Linked DNA regions of Homo sapiens: region 1 is linked to region 2. The links are chromatin loops, found by intact Hi-C in ENCODE. Cell type or tissue: sigmoid colon. All regions are shown on one strand. Links, peaks and the distances in the headings refer to the core of each region. The heading gives the core; the rest is flanking DNA.

Region 1 (9,568 bases), core at 1,116-9,115, 150 kb after region 2:
ATAACTAATGGGTTCTAACTAGGCTTAATAAATAGGTGACAAAATAATCTGTGTAACAAACTTCTATGGCACAAGTTTACCTGCATAACAAACTTGCACATGTACCCCAAACTTAAAATAAAAGTTAAAAAAAAAGAACAAGGTGGAGAAGGATAGAGGTTCTGAAACTTACTGTGAGGATGAGGAAAGAGAAACAGGCAAACCAGTCACTCGGTGCCTGTCACTGTTAGTTTACTCCAGCTGGAGACCTGGGCCAGGGGCTAACACTATTCAAATATGACATTGTAAAGAGGCTTGTTTTAAAGAGAGGTCAGGAAACTTTTAGGTAATGATACCAAAAGAAGAAAAACCAGACACAATGCTAGATGCCTTAATATATCTTAAAATATAATCTCCTGGCCAGGTGCAGTGGCTTAACCCTATAATTCCAGCACTTTGGGAGGCTGAGGTGGGAGGATCACTTGAGCCCAGGAGTTTGAAACAAGCCTGGGCAACATAGTGGGACTCCATCTCTACAAAAAACAAAAACAAAACAAAAAAACAGCCAGGTGTGGTATTGCATCCTTTAGACCCAGGTACTTGGGAGGCTAAAGTGGGAGGATCACATCATTGTACTCTAGCCTGGGCTAGAACCTGTCTCCAAAAAAACAAAACAAAAACAAAAAAACAAACGTAAAATACACCATTGCACTCTGGCCTGAGCTAGAACCTGTCTCCAAAAAAACAAAACCCAAAACAAACAAAAAACCAAACATAATCTTCACAACCTGGTGAGGCAGGCATAATTATTCCTATGAAGTTAAAACTCAGAAAAATTAGGTAACTTGCCCAAGTCACACTGGTTAGGTTGTAATTTGAGCTCTAGTCTCTGCGGCTCACAAACCTCTGCCCTCAGCACTATGCTAGGAAACCTTTGTCACAGCCCTTGGCCATAATAAACAGAGCAGCCAGAGCATAAGGCCATTTAACCCACAGAATCTGAAGGGGTGCTCATCACTTTCCATGCTTTATGTCACCTCAGTGTGAGGTAACATACATTCTGTCACTCTGGACTTCCACAATGCAATGTGGCATCATTAGAAGTGAAGAAAAGGCTGTGCAGGAAGAGAGGTTAAAATGTTTAGAAAAATTTATTTAAGGAAATAATCAATGAAAGCTTCCCAAGTCTAGCAAGTGTGTCAGATATCCAGATACAAGAGACCCAATGACCCCCAGGTGAATACACTGCAAAAAGGACTTCAACATAGCATACTATAATCAGAAGGTCTAAAGTGAAAGTAAAAGAAACAATTTTAAAATAAGCAAGAGAAAAGCATCTAGTCACCCATAAAGGAAACCTCATCAGACTAACAGTGGACTTTTCAGCAGAAACCTTAAAGGCCAGAAGAGAATGGGATAGCATTTTTAAAGTGCTGAAGGAAAAAAACCCTGTCACCCAAGAATTTTATATCCTGCTAGAATAAGCTTCATAAATGAAAGAGACTAGTCTTTCCTAGACAAATACTAATGGAATCTGTCACCACTAGACCAGCCCTATAGGAAATGCTCAAAGGAGTCTTAAACATGGAAACAAAACGCTGATATTCACCATCACAAAAATACCCAGAAATATAAAACTCACAGTTCTTATAAAACAATCTCACAAAAGAGGAAAAGAAAGAAATCAAATTACAGAATTTCATCAAAACACAAGGACAAAAAGAGAAAAAGAAAGAAAACAAAGAATTTATAAAATAACTTGAAAATAACCATGTGACAGAAACAAAACCTCACATATCAATATTAACTTTAAATGTAAATGCATTAAATGCTTCATTTAAAAGATACAGACTGGCAGAATGGATTAAAAAAACATAATCCACCTATATGCTACCTACAAGAAACTCACCTTACCTGTGAAGACACAAATAGACTGAAAGTAAAGGGGTGGAAAAAGATATTCCATCCAAAAAGAAATCAAAAGGAGAACTATATATATGTCAAATAAAACAGACTCTAAATCAAAAACAGTTAAAAAAAAAAAAAAAGACTAAGAAGGTCATTATATAATGATAAAGGGATCAGTTCACCAAAAGGGTACAGCAAATCCTAAATATATATGCACCCAACATAGGACCACCCAAATTCACAAAACAAATATTACTAGCTCTAAAGAAAGAGATAGATAGCAACACAATAACAGTGGGGGACTTCGACATTCTACTCACAGCACTATACAGACCATCGAGGCAAAAAATTAACAAAGAAACACTGGACTTTAGACCAAATAGACTTAACAGACATTTACAGAACATTCTTCCCAACATCTACAGAATATATGTTCTTTTCATCAGCACATAAAACATTCTTCAAGCATGGGCTACATAGGGAGACTTTGTCTCTACAAAAAATAAGATTAAAAATAAATGTAGCCAGGCATGGTGGTATGTGCCTGTGGTCCCAGCTACTCAGGAGGCTGAGGTGAGAGGACTGCTTAACCTTAGGAGGTCAAGGCTACAGTAAGCCATGATCACACCACTGCACTCCACCCTGGGCAACAGAGCAAGACCCTGTCTCAAGAAAGAAAAAAAAAAAAAAGGAAGAAGAAACATTCTTAAAGATAGATCACACATCACACATTAGGCTACAAAACAAGTCTTAACAAATTTTAAAAAATCAAAATCAAGTATCTTCTCAGACAATAGTAGAATAAAGCTAGAAATCAACATAAGAGGAACTTCAGAAATGATACAAGTACATGGAAATTAAACAGCATGCCCCTAAATAATCACTTAATCACTGGGTTAATGAAGATTTTTTTCCCCTGAGACCCCTGAGACAGGGTCTTACTGTGTCACCCAGGCTGTGGTGTAATCATGGCTCACCGTAGCCTCAAACTCCTTTGGCTCAAGTGAGACTCCTGCCTCAGCCTCCTGAGTAGCTGGGACTACAGGCACATACCACCATGCACAGCTGCACAGCTAATTTTTTTGTAGAAATGGGGTTTTTCCACGTTGCCCAGGCTGGTTTCAAACTCCTAGGCTCAAGCAATCCACCCACCTCAGACTCCCAAAGTGCTGGGATTACAGGCATGAGCCACCATGCCTGACCTTAAAAATTTTTGGAAACAAATAAAAATGAAAACACAACATACCAAAGCCTGTGGGATGCAGCAAAAGCAGTGCTAAGAGGGCATTACTAATGTTTACAGCATTACATGTCTACATAAAAAAGTAGGAAGATCACAAATTAACAACCTAATGCCATACCTCAAGGCATTGAAAAATATAACGAAAACTATAACAAGAAAAAAAATAACTAAACTCAAAGTTAGCAGAAGAAAAGAAATAACAAAGATCAGAGCAGAACTAAATAAAATGGAGACCAAAAAACAATACAAAGTATCAACAAAATGAAAAGTTGGGACTAGGTGCAGTGGCTCATGCCTGTAATCCCTGCACTTTGGGAGGCTGAGGCTGGCGGATCGAGATTCTAGGAGTTCAAGACCAGCCAGGGCAATGTGGCAAAATCTCACCTTGACAAAAAATACAAAAGTTAGCCAGGCATGGTAGTGTGCACTGTAGTCCCACCTACTTGAAAGGCTGAGGTGGGAGGATTGCTTAAGCCTGGGAGGCAAATATTCTAGTAAGCCATGATTGTGCCACTGCACCGTGTAGCCTGAGTGATAGAGCCAGACCCTGACTCAAAAAACAAAAAAGAAAAGTTGGTTCTTTGAAAGATACACAAAATTGATAAACCACTAGCTAAGACTAAGAAGACAAGAGAGATACAAATAAACAAGATACAAGACAAGAAGAGATACAAATAAACACAATCAGAAATGAAAAAGGAGACATTACAACTGATACCACAGACATACAGAAGATCATCAGAGACTATTATAAACAACTAGATGTCCACAAACTAGAAAACCCAGAGGAAACTGATAAATTCATGGAAACATAATCTTCAAGATTGAACCAGGAAGAAACAGAGTATCTGAAAAGATCAGTAATGTAGTAGCAAGACTGAATCACTAATAAAAATCTCCCAAGAACAAAAAGAAGCCCAGGACCTGATGGAGTCACAGCTGAACTCTACCAAACACAGAAAGAATGAATACCAATCCTTCTGAAACTATTCTAAAAAGATCAAGGAGGGAATTCTCCCTAACTCATTCTATGAGGCCGCTATCACCTTGGTACCAAACAGACAAGGACACAACACCACCAAAAAAGAAAATTATAGACCAATATCCCTGATGAACACAGACACAAAAATCCTCAACAAAATACTAGCAAATTAAATCCAACAGCACATCAAAAAGAGAATACATTATGATCAGGTGGGATTTATCCCAGGGATGCAAGGATGGTTCAATATATACAAATCAATAAATGTGATACATCACATAAACAGAATTAAGGACAAAAACCACATGATTGTCTAAATAGATGCAGAAAAAGCATTCAATAGCCTGGGCACAGTGACTTATACCTGTAATCCCAGCACTTTGGGAGGCCAAGGTGGGCAGATCACTTGAGATCAGGAATTCAAGGCCAGCCTGGCCAACATGGTGAAACTCCGATTTTACTAAAAATACAAAAATTAGCCAGGCATGGTGATGCATGCCTGTAGTCCCAGCTACTCGGGAGGCTGAGGCAGTAGAATTGCTTGAACCCAGGAGGCAGAGGTTGCTGCGAGCTGAGATTGCACCACTGCACTCTAGCCTGGGTGACAGAGATTCCGTCTCCAGCTACTCAGGAGGCTGAAGGGGGAGAATCGCTTGAAACCAGGAGGTGGAGGTTGCAGTGAGGTGAGATCGCGCCACTATACTCCAGCCTGAGCAACAGAGTGAGGCAGTTGCTCTGTCTCACAAAAAAAAACAAAAAACAAAAAACAGATGTTGGTGCAGATGTGGAGAAAAGGGAATGCTTATACACTGTTGAAGGGAATCTAAATTAGTATAGCCTTTATGGGAAACAGTATGGAGATTTCTTAAAGACCTAAAAATAGAATTAACCTTTGATCTAGCAATCCCATTACTATGTATACATCCAAAAGGAAAGAAATCATTATATCAAAAACAAAAACAAAAAAAACCACTCGTATGTTTACTGCAGCACTAGTCACAATAGCAATGATATGGAATTAACCAAAGTGTCCATCAATGGAGGACTGGATAACAAAAATGTGTATATATCTACATCTATATCTCACCTTGAATACTACTTAGCCATAACAAAGAATGAAATAATGTCTTTTGCAGCAAGATGGATAGAACTGGAGGCCACGTGTATAAGTGAAATAACTCAGAAACAGAAATTCAAGTATCACATGTTCTCACTTTAAGTGGGAGCTAAACAATGTGTATGCATGAGCATACAGAATAGAATGACACTGGTGACTATAAAAAGTGTGAGGGTGGGAGGAGATGAGGGTTGGAAAATTACCTATTGGGTACAATATTCACTATTTGGGTGATGATGGGTACACTAAAAGCCCAGACTTCACCATGTAAGAAAAATGCACTTGTATTCCTTAAACGTTTTAAAAATTAAAAAGAAAAAAAAGTGAAGGGGAAGCAAGCAGTAAGCACTCAGGGGAAGCAGCATCAGCACTCCAGGGCCACAAGGACAGCTGAGCTGTGGGTTCTGTGATCAACTGCCCTCTGCTGGTGAGTAGAAATAATGAGTGGAAAGAGGACCAAAGGCTCATTTCAGGTTGAAGGTGTCAAGAAGATCTTTTTCAGCCTTTTATTAGAGAAAAATTCAAACTTAAATAACAGACAGAAGAGTATAAAACAGCCCCATGCATCTTTACCTAGCTTTGACAATATATCAGCTCATGGCCAATCTTGTGTCATCTACCCATTACCCACTGCCCTCTGCCATGTTTTATTTTGAAGCAAATCCCAGACAACATATCATTGCATCTGGAATTATTTTAGTATGCATCTCTAAAAGAAAGGGAATTTTTTAAAAAGCTCCATAACACCACCATTGTCACAACTGAAAAATAATTAACAATAATTCTAATAATTCCAATAATTCCTTATAGCATGGGACGCCAACAACAAAACAAATCATTAAGCCTCACCCAAGGAGGATCATGGCAAGGGAAAGGCAATCATGCAAAATTCAGATTAACAGCATGAATCACCCAAACAAACAAAAGTACCTCATCTTCAGTCTTGCCAGAGTAAACTAGCAGGAACATAGATTAAATGAATATCTTAACTGGAAATGCAAAGCCATGCACCCAAATGGTAGGAAAATCTTTAGTTCAGCAGATGTGACACAAGTGCTACTAAGTCTTTGTTGAAACTTTTATACAATGTTTTTATTATTATAATTTTTTTTTTTTTTGAGACAGGGTCTCACTCTGTCACCCAGACTGAAGTGCAGTGGTGCGTTCTTAGCTCAATGCCGCCTCGACTTCCTGGGCTCAGGACTACGGGCGCGCACCACCACGCCCAGCCCTTTTTTTTTTTTTTTTTTTTTTTTTTTTGAGACGAAGTCTCACTCTCGCCCAGGCCAGAGGCAGTGGCACAATCTTGGCTCACTGCAACTTCCGCCTCCCAGGTTCAAGCAATTCTCCTGCCTCAGCCGCTCAAAGGTGGGACTACAGGCATGTGCCACCACGCCCAGCTAATTTTTTGTATTTTAGTAGAGACGGGGTTTCACCATGTTGCCCAGGCTGGTCTCAAACCCCTGAGCTCGGGCAATCTGCCTGTCTCGGCCTCCCAAAGTACTAGGATTACAGGCATGAGTCACCACATCCAGCCTATTTTTTCTATTTTTTTAGAGACAGGGTTCCACCATGTTGCCCAGGCTGATCTCAAACTCCAGGACTCAAGTGATCCTCCTGCCTTGGCCTCCCAAAGTGCTGGGATTATAGGTGTGAGCCACCGCATCTGGCCTATTTTTGTTATTTTTAAAGAGACAGGGTCTTGCTGTGTTGCCCAGACTGGTCTTGAACTCTTGAGCCCAAGCAATCCTCCCGCCCTGGCCTCCCAAAGTGCTGGGATTATAAGTGTGAGCCACCATGCCTGGCCTTGTTGAATCTTTCCAGTGATTCAGGAGGGCAACACGGTCCTTGAGGGCCAAATGCTCAGAGGAGTATCCAAGCAGCTGGGCTATGAGACACTGAGAGGTGTGACCATACCAGCTCCCCAGCAATCTCAAACCCAGGGATTAGAATTAGGTTGAAAGATCACTCCCCTTTTTGGGCTACCTCTGTGCTATTTCTCCCTCTCTTGCAAATTTCTGTTAGCATGTCTCTTTTCCCTTCTAAATTATACGCCTCTGCAAGTCAGTATAGCATTTGATATGGTTTGGCTCTGTGTTCCCACCCAAATCTTACCCTGAATTGTAATAATCCCCACGTCGTGGGAGGGACCTGGTGGGAGGTAATTGAATCACGAAGGCAGGTCTTTCCTGTGCTGTTTTCATAATAGTGAATAAGTGTTACGAGATCTGATGGTTCTATAAAAGGGAGCTCCCCTGCACATGCTCTCTTGCCTGCCGCCATGTAAGACATGATTTTGCTCCTCATTCACCTTCCGCCATGATTCTGAGACACCCCCAGCCATGTGGAACTGCTAATCAATTAAACCTCTTTCCTTTATAAATTACCCAGTCTGAGGTATGTCTTTATTAGCAGCATGAGAACAGACTAACGCAGCGTTGTGTTCACTTTTGTATCCCGAGCAGCTGGCACATGAGAGATGCTCAATGGATGCTTGCATGAAGAAAGCCTGAACTAGAAAAGTCTATCACTTGATGATGCCAAATGTTGGAAAAAATGGGAAGAAAAGAGTATTCTCCTACTCTGCTTGTGGGACGATGAACTGATACAGCCACTTTGTCCTCCAAAGAGATGTCAAATATTTAGGCCATAAAACAAGAATAGGATGCAAAAAACAGGAGCATTCAGAGAACAGCAAGAAAAGAGAGAGTTCCTGGAAATTATAAACACTCAACAGAAGGGTTGGAAGCTAAAGTTGAGAAATTCGAGAAAATCTTCCAAAGCAGAGCAAAAGAAAAACAGATAAAAAATAGAAGACAAAAGAAAGAAAACCAAAGACTAATCTAGGGGGTGCAATATCTGAATAAAAGGAGTTCCAGAAAGAGAACAGAGAAAACAGATGGGACAAAATTAAAGAAAAAATTTAAAACATTTTTCTTATATGCTTATATTCTGAGTTTCCCAACAGAAAGGGCAATGAATTCCCGGTAAAACAGATAAAACAGATAAAAACAGACTCACATCAAAGCACATCACTGAGAGAATTCAGAGCACTGGGGAAAAATAAAGACCTAACATGCTTCCAGAAATAACATACACAAAGGATTAAGAATCAGATTGGCTTTAGACATAGACAACAATCCTAGAAGTAAAAGATAAATGCAGCAATGATCTCAAAATTTTAAAGGAAAGTGATTTCTAATCAATACCCAGCCTAAGTATTAACTATGGGTGAAGACAGACAAAAAAGACTTTCAGACATACGTGGTCTCCAAATGTGCCTTCCATGTTCCCCTTCTCAGGAAATTACTGGAAAATGTGCTTCACCAAAATGAGAGTGTGCACCAAGCAAGTGAAAGACATGAGATACAGTAAATGGGGGACCCCCTAGAGGGGACAGCGAAGACACTCTCCATGAGAGAAGAACATTATGCAGGGAAGGAAAGGTGTACTCTGTGGCTCACCATACCATCAAACTGAAAACTAATTAGCCAAAACCACCAGACAACTATATTAGGAGGACAGAGGGATGGGAGGGTGCGTACATTTGATGAGGGTGGGTGCCAGAGTTGACTTCTAACCTCCCATAGAGAGAAGTCAATAGATGATACCTAAAGTTGAAACGTAGAGAAGGAGCAACGAAAACTTACCATTTAGAGAAATGGCAGTAACAACAAAAATAACCCACTAAGACAGATGGAAGCAGTTGTCTCAGAGAAGGGGAAGAGGAGGGGGAGCACAGATGCTGCTGTTTTTGCAATCCTATGCATCTGTAACTTTGATAAATAAAACAATATGAGGGAAAAACCCTGCACACAGGAAGTGTCTCAGAAAATTCAGAAGGGCAGTAAAGCTTCCAACAGCACTGCCAATGGTCTGACATTGTTCGACCACCAGGTTCTGCTGCTGTTATGCCTGTTTGTACCTTACTGCAATATCCCAGTTTATGGCCATCAAAGCTCAGCATTTCACAAGCACCTAAAAGATACAAAGCTTTACACTGTAACCAAGAGTGTGGAAGCCACTCAGTCAGCAGGTATGTTACACACGGATTTCCAAAGCTCTTACCAGCAGTAAAAATGCCTTTCGTGCTCTGTCTTATACTAGACGGTCTCACGATTGCTGAAAGCCCTGCGAGAAAAAAACCAAAAAGGAGACCAAAAAAACCCAAAACAGATGTTAGTCATCTTAACAGTTTTAAAACTTGAAACTAAATATTCTTTCTAGTCAGCCAATCAAACCACCAAATCTATCTCTGTCCTGCTGTCACAGTGACAATGAAAAGGGCAGTGGGATTGAGGGCCAGGAGACCAGAGCAGCCAGCCGTGGCGCCACCCGG
Region 2 (9,568 bases), core at 800-8,799:
ATTTCTAGTTATAGGGCTGCATTACATTTTATAAACTATCAGTCTGCAACAAAGTCTTGGGGAAAAATGAAACAAACCTGGTTTCACAGAGAAGCTTGTGCTCCAGAGGGGCCAGCTACAACAGCCCGCCTCTGCAGGCTGGGAGCGCCTCCTGGACCGGCTCTAGGCCTTTCCATCCCAGCTCCTGACAACTTTCACCTTAGTTTCAAGCACACTGGATGACCTGCAGTGAGTTATTCCACAAAGCACATCAGTATGCTTCTCGGTGTGCAGGACGTCTCTTCTTTCCCAACCTGTCTACTCAGCAAACATCCACTCTTCCTTGAGACTTGTCAGAAAGCCCCTCTTGTCCTGTGAAATCTCCCTACGATCCCATCCTACCATCTCCTCACACCCTACGCCAAGCTATCCTTTTACAGGGTAAGTAGTCCTTATCCAAAATACTTGGACCAGAAGTGTTTTGGATTTCGGACCTTCTTGGATTTTGGAATAGTTGCATTATACTTACCAGTTGAGCATCTCTAATTTTAAAGTCTGAAATCTGAAATGCTCCAATATGAGCATTTTCACCTGAATGTTGTGTCAGCACTCAACACTGTTCAGATTTTGGAGCATTTTTCATTTCAGATTTTTGGATTAGGACGCTCAACCCATACCTTATATGTGCTTCTTTCCTAGCCTAGATCTTCGGAGCAAGGACTATGCCTTCCTCACCTTTTCGAGGTCAGTCTGGCAGAAGTCTGGCAGAAGCCTGGCGCATGGTAGGCCATCAATAAATACCAGCTGAATAAAATCAGTAAACATCTAAACGGCAGATTCTTCATTTCCCCATCCCTACTTCCAGCACACTCTGGATTATCTTACTCGATGTCATTAGGTGGCTGTCAACATCTCTTGGAGACCACAGGTCCTTGCCTTTAAGAAACACCATGTAGATTCTGATTGTACTTCAGGGTACAATCAGCTCATCCATAAAAAAAAAAAAATACTAGAAAATATCAATCCTTCTCAGATTCATTCATAGGATAATATATTCATAATTAAAGTAGCAACAGGATAGTTTTGTAGGGAATTGGAAAGATGGGTCTAAATTTTATCCACACACACAAATGAGATGGGAAAAGCTAGTTCTTTTTCTACGAATGAATAAGTTTGATCTATCAAATATTTAAAACATAAAGCAAAGAATATATTTTGGAGTGTTACTGGGTAGAGACTAGGTAGGACCAGACAGATACTGTGGATATAGGAATCAGAAATCCAGGCCAATGGGGAAGAAGTGGATTACAAAACAAACATTACTGAGAAAAGAATCCAGATAGCACTTTGCCTTATACTGTACATCAAAATAAATCCCAAATGTTTTAAAGATTATTTAGATGCTTTTAAAGTAAGGTTTTTGCTGCAAAAACTTACAAAACTATAAGGATATGTTCAGACTATCTGATGTGGAATAGGAAAACATTTGCTAAGCCAGAAATAAAATTTTTAATCAAAGACAGAAGCCACCAAGGAAGATGTAGAATTTGATTGAGAATACAGATTTTATGCTTTTATACATCTAAAAACACCAAAACCAAGTAAAGGCAAAATACAAAACTGAAGAATATATTTGTGTCATATATTACAGTGAAGGATAAATGTTCTTGGTATTCAAAGAACATTTAAAAATAGAAAGAACAAAGGAAAAAATTGAAAAACCACTTGATCTGAATAACATTTTTTAAGAGCATGAGAAACAAATGGCCAACACATTTTTGAAAAACTATTCAACCTTACTAATAATCAAAGAAATATAAATTTTAAGTGATTTTCCAGCTACCAATTTAACAAAAAGACTTTTTCAATCTTATTTCTTGCTGGTGAAACAGGATGCCATTGGAATCTTTGCTCACTGCTAATGCAGTATAAACAGATAACGCCTGTGTATAAAGCAGGTTGGCACACACTAGACTGTTTTATGAAAAATGTCCATGCCTTTGTCCTTGCCTTGGACTCTACTTCTAGACTTCTGTCTTAAGAAAATAAGATTTGAAGAGTTTCATAAAGATGCTTATCATACAGCTATGTGTAAAATGAAAACCTGAAAACCTAAAGTCCAAATAAAAGGATGCATTAAAACCGTGGCTTATCGATGACAGACTATTACGCAGCCATTACAACACCTTCAATAATCTATAATGACATGAGGAAATGCTATGCTATATACTGTGTGACAGTACTACATTTGTTAACTGAAAACAATAAAAATCGGATATAAAACTAAAACACACATTATTCACCAACTGTGCTAATGTATTTATGAAAACATACATATATATATAGGAAAAAGTATACATTAAAAAGACTGGAAAGTATTCCAAAATGTTAATAGTGCCCATCTTTGAATGGTGGGCATTTTTTCCATTTTCCTGAATTTCTAACTAGCCTACAAATAGTTTATTCTTCCTATAATGAAGATGCGGATAAGGAAAGTTCTTGATTTTTAAAAAGCAGCAACACAATGAAATAATATTCCCTGGTGAGACATAAGCAATGGATATGTATATCTTATTATAGCTTACATATCTCATGATATCTCCTTTTGATTTGGGTTTAACAACTTAAAAATAATAAGAATCCAAACATTTCTTTAGAACTTTGGAACATTCAAAGATGTTTAAGATGGGGTATCTGTCTCAAAGAGCAAAATTGACAGAGACAGCTCTACACTTGCAGAGCTTATAGACATGTGTACGTGCTTTTTATCTTCTACTGCTTACTAATTATGTCATATGTCAGTACCAATTCCCCCAAACTAGACCATAAGCTTCTAGAGGGAAGGAAAGCTAAGCCTCAGTCCTTAGAGTAAAACTCCCCCACAGCACACAAGTGCTCTATTTGGTTTGGTTTGGTTTGGTTTGGTTTGGTTTGGTTTGGTTTGGTTTGGTTTGGTTTTTTTGAAACAGGGTCTCCCTCTATTGCCCAGGCTAGAGTGCAGTGGCTCAATCACAGCTCACTGCAGCCTTGACTTCCCAGGCTCAAGTGATCCTTCCAACTCAGCAGGACCACAGGTGCATGCCACCGTGTCTGGCTAACTTTTTTTTTTAATCATTTTTTGTAGAGACAGGTTCTCACTGTGTTACCCAGGCTGGTCTTGAACTCCTGGCCTTAAGCCATCCACCCGCCTCGGTCTCCCAAAGTGCTGGGATTACTGGCATGAGCCACCACGCCTGGCCCAATAAGTGCTTTATAAATGTTAATTATGGTTGTGCCTCAGCATCTTTGTGGAATAATGGCAATATGACGATAGAAGAAAGCCCAGGCTAATTACTAGGCTGATCTGTTTAATTAGCTAGAGGTTTGACTACCACTTTAGAATAGATCACCAAAACTGCGAGCTGTGTAATAAAAGCCAAATACTCTTCTATTTAATATCAGCCTGTGGAAAGAAAAGCCAAATGATCAAAATCACTCCCCAGACATTTATTTAAAATAAAATGCTTTCATTTGAGCACTTGAAGAGAGGGGAAAGTTTTAATGTTAAGTCTAACATAACATCTCCAAATACCACATTAGAAAATATGAGTAACCCTACTGCGCTATCTGTTTCCCCTACTGGGTTCCGCTGTGCTCTTCCTCCCAGGGTTTCAAGTAAGCTGGATATTTAGTTAATACTTTCATTTTAAAGTGCTTTTTTTCTCTTCTTGCTACACATAGAAAACACACACACACACACACACACACACAGACACACACTTTAACCTGATGTAAATAATATTCAAAACAGACCTTACTAATAACAAGAAAATAAGTTTGACTATTCCTTGAGCTAAAGCATCAGTTAAACAATAAGTTGGAGGTGCAAAACTGTCATGTTTCAGAGGATCTCTAGGTCCGTCGCAATTTACCAGCACATTCCTCAGTGTACTAAGAACAGTACCAATGATGATGATGATGGTGGTGTTTGTAAAACACTACACTGGTCAACACATTTTTGCTTCGTAATCTACTTAATTTAATTACTAAGACAAGGTTGTAAGAAGGAAAGCATAGAAAAGGGTTTAAGGGACCAGGCGCGGTGGCTCACGCCTGTAATCCCAGCACTTTGGGAGGGCGGGTGGATCACCTGAGGTCAGGAGTTCGGGACCAGCCTGACTAACATATTGAAAACCCATCTCTCCTAAATACAAAAAAATTAGCCAAGTGTGGTGGCAGGTGCCTATAATCCCAGCTACTTGGGAGGCTGAGGCAGGAGAACTGCTTGAACCCAGGAGGCGGAGGTTGTATTGAGCCAAGATTGTACCATTGCACTCCAGCCTAAGCGATAGAGTGAGACTCAAAAAAAAAAAAAGAAAGAAAGAAAAAGAAAGAAAAGGGTTTAAGGTAAAACCTAGCATTGAGTAATAAAAAAGGAAGACTTAAGAAACCAAACTTTCTTTTCTTTTAAACATTGTTTAGAATGCAAATTCCTTAAAGGCCTAGCTGAATTACCAACCCCCCGCCCCCACCAAGAACCATTAGCTAGGATTAATCTCTTCATCCTGCATTATTTTAGGTTTATTCTATACTTCATTCTAAAACAAAGCAGACTATAAGATAGTTTCTGTGTCTGTCCCCTACCATATTATAAAGACTGCTTTGTACACGGTAGGTCAACAACTAAGCTGCTGAGTTAAAGGAGAAACCAAAACAAAACAAACTTCAAATGCCTTAAATATCAATGACGTACAGTAAGTACCAGGGAGTAGCTGATTTAAAAAAAAAAAAAATCAGCGACATAAACCAAATATCTAATAAGCTCCCTTTGTTGTTACTTTCTTTTAAGAATTCCTAAATATATCATAAAATAGTGATTATTTATACAACTTGGGGCTGCTCAAGGATGATTTTTTTAAAAGGACAGTATTTTGTGGAATTTTTCACAAAAGCAAATATCATTAAACTATGTCTTAGATTTTATTATTTACAAAATACTACCATTTGTAAGTTAAAACACACTCAACTTCTATTAAGTAGCGACTGATCATTCTCTGTAATATAAGATTTTAACACAAATCTATGGACTTTTCAAAAACTTTAAATGGGTCTTCAGATCATATTTAAATTTTCAATACAACACCACCCTCTAGGGGTGAACTTTAAATTACAAAGACCATTTTGAAAAAGCAAACTGCAGAATTCGTGCTATTCTTGCCTGATGTGCATTATATTTCAAATACAAAAATAAACCTTATTTTATTTAATATTAAAATTCATAGAAAATATCTTTTAACAAATAGTTTAATTCTTACTAAACTCTGCAAAAGTTAAAACAAAATACAAAATCAATTAAATTGATGCCAAGTGATTAAATAGGAAATGTGCTTTCACATAAATTTAACCTTAATAATCCTAAAAAGTGCAGACTGGGAATGGTGTTTTTTGTTTTTTTGTTTTTTTGACATGGAGTCTAACTCTGTTGCCCAGGCTGGAGTGCAGTGGCGCGATGTCTGCTCACTGGCAACTTCTGCCCCCCGGGTTCAAGCGATTCTCCTGCCTCAGCCTCCAAAGTAGCTGGGATAACAGGCACGTGCCACCACGCCCGGGTAATTTTTGTATTTTTATTAGAGATGGGGTTTCACCATGTTGGACAGGTTGGTCTCGAACTCCTGACCTCAAGTGATCCGCCCATCTCAGCCTCCCAAAGTACTGGGACTACAGGCTAAGGAATGGTGTTTTAAATAAATCAGAATAAATCAGTGCGAGGGAAGGGAATTTAATTAGATTAGCATCCCCAAGAAAAGAGAAATCTCTTGCAAAACACTTTAACTTGTTAGTTTTACAACTACTGTCTTACATGTTTGACAATACAAATATTTTCTTGCATGTTTACATACATGATTATTTTAGTGATTTTCGCTACTACAACCAATTTAGGTTCAGTAAGTCCCATTCAAAGAACATTCACAATTAAAACGCTATTCTGATATTCACTTTGTACCAAGTCATAATTACTCATAGATGTATTCCTGCAAGATTGACTAGAACTGACTTCCATGGTAAAAATAGAAGAACTGGAGAAAATGTCCCAAATATTCAACAACTGAAGGGCTAAGTTCGCTGCTAGCCCCAATGTGTGACCCAACTTCATTTCACAGGTCAGTCTGCCTGCACAGTGCTTCATTCATTATGCAGCACGCTAAGCACCTCCACAGTCATCCTTCCAACCAGTTAGGGTGCCGTCCAGGAAAGAGAAATCATGGCTGTTATTTATATAGGGAGAATTTTAATGTATCCCACCTCCACCTATTCCTTCTTCCAGTAACTACCCCCATAGGGTAACTTACTATCCTAACCTTTAAGAACGTAGATCAGTTGTATAACACTTTATAGAAAGAGAATCGTATGATGCTAGCTACTCTTGTGGCTGGATTCCTTCACTCCACATATTTTATGAGTGGTAGCATTATTTTTATGTGCAGTTGCATAGCATTCATTTGCATTGCTGTCTAGTACTCCATTACTCCAATATATCGCAGATCCTTCATTCTACCACTGATGGGCATTTAGGTAGTTTCTACCTGGGGGTTATTATAAATAGTGCTGCTATGAATATTCTAGTGTGTGTCTCTTATCAGCCTCGGAATGCATTTCTGTCGCACATGTACTCAGAAGCAGATACGCAGAAAGTGTATGTTCAGCTTAAGTAAATATTGCCAAATAGTTTTCCACAGCAGTTGTACCCGTTTATACTCCTACCAGCAGGGTATGAGATTTCAAGTTGCTCCCCATCCTTGCCAACAGTTTTCCAACTCTTTCATTCCTGTTATTCTGGTAGGTCTGGAGCAGCCACACTACGACTTTACTTCGCACTTCTCTGATGGACAGTAAGAACTCTGTGACACTTGTAGCAGGCAGAGGGATAGAATTCACCCGAGACAACACAGAGGGAAGGGCCCCGGCCAGAGGCTCTCAACCAAGGAGATTCTGCCCTCCTCAGGAGACATCTGGCAATGTCTGGTTATTTCAAATTTGGGGGTGTTGTTAACATCTAGTGGTTAGGAGCCAGGGATGCTGCCAAACATCCTACAATGCATAGGACACCCCCCACCACCACCACCACAACAAAGCATTATTTGGCAAAAGTGACAATAATGCCACAAATCAAGAAACCCAAATCAAGCAAATCATTATTGGGCATTTTCTCCTTAGCCAAATCATCATTCTCTGATACAGCACAAGAGGTCAATGTCCTATTGTCTTAAAATGTTATTTTTCCTAGAGTTGAGGGGATAGAAAGACAACAAAGGATACTAAGTGCCACACTCCATGGCACAGTGCATATCTTCTGCATATCCTGTTTCTTTCTCAGTTCTCGCGACAATGCGGAGATGAGGAAACAGATACCAAGCAGGCTCCTTGGCTCCTCTAAACTCACGCAAAGAGCAGCAGAGCTGGGACCAGAAGCTGTGATTTTCCACTGCACCCAGGGTCTTACTTTTAACTAAAAATAAGGGGAGTTTTTAGAGTCCACAATTCCTGTTAACTTGCAAGGCATGAATTTTACCTTATTAGCTTTGCAAAAGGCAGGCAAATAAAACGAGGTATGAGAAAAAGATCATTTGCAATGTTAAGATTATTAACCTGCACCTGTAAGTATCTTAAAATATTTCAACAAATCCACCTTCCTCATCACACGGTGATCTCTTTGAAATGAAACCCATACCATATTTTTCTTTGTCTATGCCCAATACCTGTAAGAGCAGGCATTCAACAGTTAACATGTCCTGGATTAATTACTGGCCTGAAACCCCAGTGAGAGAAGACAGAATCTTTATAAAACAAGCAGGTGGTTTAGATTTTATTTCATCACCAACACAACTATATTTAGTAACATTAACTAGAATAAACGGTTTTTGTTGAAAAATATTCAATTAAGTCAAATAATGGCCAATACCACAAAATTCTTTTTGAAATGCAAACAATTCAATTTTTCCAAGGATGAGTTTGCCAGCATTACCTTATCCTCCTGTGGATCTTCTATTTGAGGCTTCTATTTGTGAGGCCATTGGCATTATTAGGGCCAACAGAAATCCACCCACTATTAGAGCAGTTTTGAACCGTGGCCATACATTACAATCACCCAGGAGGTTTTGAAAGCCATGGGTGTCCAGGAGGATAATTTGGTAAATCTGCAGTAGATGAATTTTGAATTTACACCCAGGAAATAACTACACTTAGCAGTATCGTTTGAAAATAGCTACCCACGTAATTTTTGCAAGCTCCCCTCCCCTTAGGGGTCAGGACCACTACCCTGGAGATTCTGAACTGAACTGAGGAGGGCACCTGGCTGCTTTTCATACCCACCAGAGTTCAACATCCCAATGAGTTAGTTGCTCGTGGGCAGGACTAGGGGGCGACGTGAGCCCACCTAACAAACAGCCTGGCTTCCTTCCCACAGGGATGGCACCACCTGGTCATTTGTATTTAAACAATTCCCATCTGCTTTACACAGAAGGGGCAAACCAAACCCACCACCCCCATTCTCAGCCTATCTTCTTAAATTATCAACACCCAGTAGCTGGAATAGGACTTGAAATGGATAAACCTACCAACACTTGACTGCAGTGAGCCCAGAAATGGACAAGGCAGGATTTCCTGTTTACCCCACATAGGGTGGGGAGTGCGGGGACTAAGGGGTCCTAAGAAGAGACAGCATTTGCCGGAGGAAACAGTGGGGTTTCCAGTTTGTGTCTGGTTCCGGCTGGTGGCGGGGGGTTTCTAGTGACTCGTCTCACTGCATAGGAGCCTGCCCTCAGAGGACGCAGGCAGGTGTCATTTCAGGCCTGTGTACTCCTCTGATGAACGGCCATCTCCCTCCCATTCACATCCGTGCTGTTTTGCCTTATCATTGTTTCCCCAGCACCTAACACAAAGCCTGACACTGGTGGGTGACCACTAAACATTTCTTGAAAGAACAAATGGGAAGGGAGAGCTCCAGAATCTAAGCTGGGAACAGAGGAAAGCGAGAAGCCTAAAAGAAGGAGCGAACTGAAGAATGAAGGAAGTCAGGAGGGAGCGCAGGTGCACAGCTTTGTGATGCTCTGCGTGGTTACAATAAAGAGATGATCAAAGTATGATTTCCTGAAGCACATGGTCTATTGCCATACAAAGGCTCATGATCCCTAAGGAGGGGAGAATAATGAGAACAGGCCTACCAGGGAGCACACACGACAGACGAGGTCCATTCACCACACAGGGAGTGCTTCCCAAATATTAAAGTCCAGTTGCTCACTTAGGATGGAAGCAGGCCTCTGTGGAAAGTGACATCTGATTAAGTTTGAGGTGTGCCTTTTATATGAGTGGTTCTCTCCAGAGATGGTGTCCAACACAGGGAGGGATCCACGGTGACATATAAGGCCCCCGGAGGCTAGAGGAGTTCCCAGGGGTGCTGGTGTTGGCAGGGCCTTTAGGCTGGAAGGCTAACAGGCTAGGAGCACCTGAGCTGGGGATCTTTGCAGAAGGGGCTGGCAGAGCTCAGCCTGCTGTGGCTAAGCCCTCAACGTATCTGTCAAACTCTAGAGCTGAGATGTCCACTGGGGTGCAG

What was found. Hi-C counts contacts between places; a loop is a spot of excess contacts. Peaks named below come from ENCODE experiments on the same cell type or tissue, not always from the same donor. Only the 100,000 strongest peaks of a DNase experiment are listed, where the experiment ranks them.
Region 1: it touches region 2 in a loop (4-fold over the local background); 83 of 110 quality-filtered maps call a loop at or near these places.

Annotation. Positions count from the first base shown.
Region 1 is chr3:11,798,536-11,808,103 of GRCh38, forward strand. It overlaps TAMM41 (TAM41 mitochondrial translocator assembly and maintenance homolog), which reads right to left. Exons shown (of 8, transcript NM_001284401.2): 7 at 9,298-9,360. Among named protein-coding and RNA genes, the nearest start is that of TAMM41, 44 kb to the right of the region's middle. In sigmoid colon, for the core only: CTCF peaks have their summits at 5,654 (motif pointing left) and 5,857; a DNase peak (open chromatin) is centred at 5,620; H3K27ac peaks cover 37 bases.
Region 2 is chr3:11,647,017-11,656,584 of GRCh38, forward strand. It overlaps a transcript of VGLL4 not described here. Among named protein-coding and RNA genes, the nearest start is that of VGLL4, 7.9 kb to the left of the region's middle. In sigmoid colon, for the core only: a CTCF peak has its summit at 5,111 (motif pointing left); no DNase peak of the experiment used is centred there.